Linked DNA regions of Mus musculus: region 2 is linked to region 1. Evidence: chromatin loops called from intact Hi-C (ENCODE). Cell type or tissue: heart. All regions are shown on one strand.

Evidence for each region. Peaks named below come from ENCODE experiments on the same cell type or tissue, not always from the same donor. Only the 100,000 strongest peaks of a DNase experiment are listed, where the experiment ranks them.
Region 2: a loop joins it to region 1, with 2.6 times the contacts of the local background. A loop is called at or near these places in 1 of 42 quality-filtered maps.

What each region holds. Positions count from the first base shown.
Region 1 is chr1:88,755,731-88,758,230 of GRCm38, forward strand. Platr5 (pluripotency associated transcript 5) reads left to right here. Exons shown (of 3, transcript NR_040493.1): 3 at 1-3. Among named protein-coding and RNA genes, the nearest start is that of Platr5, 2.1 kb to the left of the region's middle. In heart, a CTCF peak has its summit at 1,067 (motif pointing right); DNase peaks (open chromatin) are centred at 1,111, 1,531 and 2,221; H3K27ac peaks cover 746 bases.
Region 2 is chr1:89,134,762-89,137,261 of GRCm38, forward strand. All of the region lies in intron 2 of Sh3bp4 (SH3-domain binding protein 4), which reads left to right. Among named protein-coding and RNA genes, the nearest start is that of Gm34331, 32 kb to the left of the region's middle. In heart, no CTCF peak of the experiment used is centred here; a DNase peak (open chromatin) is centred at 1,520; H3K27ac peaks cover 629 bases.

The DNA of each region.
Region 1 (2,500 bases):
ATCAGAGAACTTGGTCTTGGCTCCTTATTTCTCTTGCTGTCCTTCCCATCCATCGCCAGCTTTCTTTTCAGGAACCCAGTACCCCGTGGCTGCTGTCGGCTACAGTCTCACTCTCTCCATCCTCCTTGGGAGATTCATCTTGTCCCTGTTTCCTAAGCCCCTGTAAGAAGTAGTTGTAAATTTTCTTACAAACCTAATTTTCTGCCCGGAGATCATAGCAACTTATCTGTTTCTCAGTCCTGCCTGTTTTAAAATCAGCTTTCCCCAATACTCCTGTGGTTCCAATCTGTGGGCAGTAATTTGACACTAACCACAAAGAGCCAGTGTCCCTCTCCCCCACCCCCGCCCCCATGATAAACTTATATCTCAGGAAAAAATAAACAAACAAAAGCAAAACAAAACAAAAAAAAAACCCAAACTTTACATGGTCAAAGAGTTACATAACATTTAATTATCAACTTTCTTGAAATTAAGAGAGGAGCTGTTGGAAAGCGAGCTACCGGCCAGCAGGAGTGATGACTATTGGCTCAGGAGGGTTAACTGCTGAGCCAGACACTGCTTTCAATGCCTTTTGGTGGGCAAAATAAAGATAGTTCTCAGTAGCTACCTTCAGTGAGAAATGAAGACAGACCTGTGCTCAAGGCACAGAAAAGGAAGACAGAACTAACTCTCCACAATCTTATCTATCCTCAGGAGAGGGGACATGGCAGAGCTGGGGTGTGGGGATTTCAGGGCCAGGTCCCACTCTAACCATTTGGCCGCATGATATGTTTGCTGTGCAGGATGTGTGAAAGCCAGAGGCAGAGGTACTTGTCACTGTCGTCAGGAAAAAAATCTACCAAAGACAGAAAAATTATCTGGAGGCTCCAGCGCACTTGCCCTGCTTCAGACACAAACATAATCAGTTACTCCCGCTATTGTGTCCAAAATGATACCGGGATGTATATGTCTTAATTCTCAGAAAATTAAGCATTCGACTGTTGAAGCCACATGACTTCTCTCACACAAATTAGATTTCCTCCACCCCAGGGATTCTGACCCATAGCGTTGTCACTTCCGCCAGGGCCACAAGGGGGTGCTGTGGACGACCAGCCCGAGTTGATGGAAGGAGGCCCATTCACTTCCCCTGTAGGAGCCAGAGCCACACTGTGACATTTCAGTCAGTTTAACACCACTCAGCAACATTTCCAACCACTCTGAGGGTGTGAGCCTCCGGGCTCCACTGAGTATAAAAGCTCCCCTCAAAAGGGACATGAGAGCCAAACATGTGTTCCTAATGGGCACACCAGGGGTGACAAGGGCTCTATTCCATTGCTAGGACAACCCTGCTCCCGGGCTGGCGAACCAGGCCCACCCATCAGTCCATCCATCCCATGGTTCACTACAACTCCAGGCGAAGCCTCATCGGGTGCTAGTAAAAAGAAATCTCTATGCTTTCCTTGGAAGAATAAGTCAAGTCCCTCTCCACTGCCGGTTACATTGCTCTTCACTGGATTGTGTGCGGCTAAGGCTAAAAGGAAGACTCCATCCGCCAAGGCCCACAGTGAGAGAGTGCGCTCCACTTCCTGAAGAGTGGGAGGTGTTTGGCTGCAGTCTCCAGCGGGTTTCAGAATCCTGTCTAACCATCCGTTTTCATTACAAACCCCCTCCTTTGAGTCAGAGAAATTACAGCTCACAGACTTGGCTAATTTACATGCTTCCCAATTATATACCTTGATGCAAACAAGAGAATTCAAGCGTTTAGTAGCAACAATGGCTGAAGACTGGAATAAGCCAAGCCCCTTAATCATCATCAGGGGGATTCTGACTTGTAGGCTGACACAAACAAAGGAAGACGTCCAGGCTGGGTGGTTGGAGCTGGAAGTCTTTGGAATCTTTTTTCTTTTCTTTTCCTCTTTTCTTTCTGTTTTTCCCACATTCTTGGAGCTAGCAAGGCATACAAACAAATACAAAATCCAAGCAGCAAAATGTATTTGGTTGCTCACTGGAAATCCTAAATGCTCCACAGAATGGAGGGTTTTTTTGTTTTCTTGGCAGTTTCTCTGTTCCCAGACCTTTAATCCTGAAGATTCTGGGATCTGGAGGCAAAGGGATGTTTTGCTGTTTGGGGCTGACTGAGTTACAGGGGCAGAAGAGAGAGTGTGATTGACACAACAAACACCCACTGTGATCCCTCCCTCCCCAGCCCAGGCCAGCTGTATCCAATCTGGGAAGCTGGGGTGGACTCTTGCCACTTCTCAGGCAGTCAGGCGGACAGCCCTGAGGATCACAGCCCTCTTAAATCTGAACCCACGACTTCACCCTCAGCTCGGGGCTGTCATTTCCTCCCCCTTCTGCCCTATTAGTCTCCCATCCCTAAACATCTGCATTCTGCCTGCTTCTGTCCACCCTGCACCAAGTGACAGGAAATTAGATGTCACCAAGACCAGTCACTCCCACAGAGATGCCATATTTCCTGCCCCTGCCAGGCTTTTCCATGCTGTTTGCCAATTTTGTCTTA
Region 2 (2,500 bases), 380 kb after region 1:
TGGTTCAGGGCACTAGCTATGTCCCCTCTGTAAGAGACAACCGTGATTCATCTTTTTACAACTCTGTGTCCACTCCTGAGGCCCGGATCTGATCCCAGGACGTATGGTCATGAGAGGGCCCTGGTCTATTTTTCTATCTTGATCGTTTGTGTTTTCCACTGACCTCTGAGTCCTTTGTGATGATGGAGAGCCTCAGCCTCACAGATTTGATGAACCTGGATCCACCCCAGCCTGCCCCGATAAAGCTGCTCGCTCAGGAATCTCCCAGTACCTCTGTGTGTGTGGCCTTCTTCTGTTCTAGACTTGGAGGGAGGCGAGGCTACACAGCCAGTGCCTCAGTGCTGTGTTCTATGTCTGCACCTGACCAACAGCGTTCAGCTTCCCTAGACCAGAAGTAACCATTCCCAAAGGAAACAGCGGGTTTTTCTCAACTACATCATGTGACCGTTCCCAGCCAGGAGTGGTAGTTACTTTCCTGTGGTTAGGATGAAGCACCACAACCAACGAAACGTATGGAAGAGAGGACTTATTTTGACATACGGTTCCAGAGGGATAAGAGTTCACCATGGCAGGCAGGCTGGCAGGCATGGCAGCAAGTGTAATAGAAGACGCAGGAAGCTGAGGGCTCACACACTGACCCGCAGGCACAAAAGCAGGGAGTGAATGAATAGCGTGGACCTTTTAATCGCAAAAAAAAAAAAAACCCCACCTTTACTGATGTACTTCCTCCAGCAAAGCTGCCCAAGTAGGGTCACCAACTGGGGACCAAACATTGGAGCCTATGGGAGACGTGTCTCATTCAAACCACCACACCTTCAGTGGCTTCCAGAAGTCCTCAGGGGGAAAGGTGAGCTGTGACCCATGCAGCCCTGGTCCTCACTCACTTGCCGAGGCACTCCAGGGCTCACCCCAGTTCCAGTCCCAGGCTCAGGTGCCTTTAGGCAGGGCTACTCTGACTCCGTGTCCCGTGTCCCAGCACATCCCAGGCTGTTTACATGGGAGCCAAGGCAAGATTCTGCCCCTAGGGTTCTAAAGTCAGGAGGTTGCCTTGAAGCTTGTCATTAGTGCCCCTTCTTTGTGCCATTCGGACTCGGGTTCTTTAACCCTCCAGAAAATCAGTCTTGTGGCCTGGACTGGGATGGCAGAGATGACCAGCTCATTTCTGATGGAAGGACTTGTTAGACACAAGAGGAAAGCAAGCACAGGTAGTAAACACCAGTGTCCTTAGAGCAGATGAAGAACCAAAACATACTCCTTACTCACGGGTTCTCAGAGCAGCTCTGAGCTTCACCAGTGTCCTCAGGACAAGCCTGCCATCAGCTGTCACAGCCAGTAGGCATCTCCTGACCTTCCCTTCTGTATTGGCAGCACAGTCTACTGCCTCTCCTTAGACACCCCGGCCTTCAGAATCGCAGGGGACACTTGTGCGGCTGGAAAGTTGGCAAGCCCAGGCTGTGTATGGGCTCCAGCCCATTCCTGAAGTGACTTTCCCCCCCCCCCTCCCACTCTCCAACCTCTTTCCTCTGTCATGAGTTCCCCAGTGTCCGTAAATGGCACGGAGTCTCTGGCATAGAGAGCTTGCAAGCTGTGATCTTCTGGAATCTTAAGGTGGGCGGGAAGTCGGAAGCCTTTCTTGGATCTCTGCCCACTGGTCCCTGGAGCCAAGACTGGCCTCTGATGCTTGGTAGTAGTAATTGGTATTCATTGAGACCTTGCCTCACGTTGTGTATCATTCCATCGTGTGTATTTCTTAAGAAATACAGCAAGTGTAGTTAATGGGCTGGATAGGATTCAGGATTTGTATTGTTAGCAGCAGCAGGAGGTGGGTGCTGAGCCTGCACATTCTGTACATGGGTCCTTTGAGCTGGGGATGTAGTGCCTGGGGCTGGTGAGCTTACTTTGTCATAGAGAGCTGTGTGAGGGTGCCACACCTGCGTCAGAGGCCCCATTTTCAGCCATGTTCTAGGTGGAGTGTTGAGCGCCCCATTGTTTGGGGCTGAGGCGGTATGCATTGGTTTCTGGTAGAGAAGCTGCAAATTTCACGCATTGAAATCAGCTCTTATTGCTATTTCTTGCCCGTCGTCAGTCCTGGTTTAGGGTCTGCTCCAAGCCAACGAAAGACCCCGCCACAAATTTTAAGCCTGGTCTACCTCATCCTACTAAGAACCAACCGTACTCATAATTATGTCCACCAGCAGCCTAGGAATAGCAGTTTGATAGTGTGCCCAATTTCACATGTATTCATTAGCTGCACGTCATAAACCTGGTAGCCCCCAAGGACTGTGCGTATGATGTCTGTTCAGTTCTAGTGGGGACTAGGGGTACACATAGGCAGGGAGCAGCCTCCCACCCCTACCCCCACCCCCAAGCCACCATGGCAAGGCTTCAAGAGCAAATGGTGTTACTGGCTCTCTGTTCCTTGTGCCAAGCCTCCCACGGCCACTCCTCCAACAGGACCCGCCACTCTGGACAGACAGGGGCTGTTTTCTTCCTGAGTCCT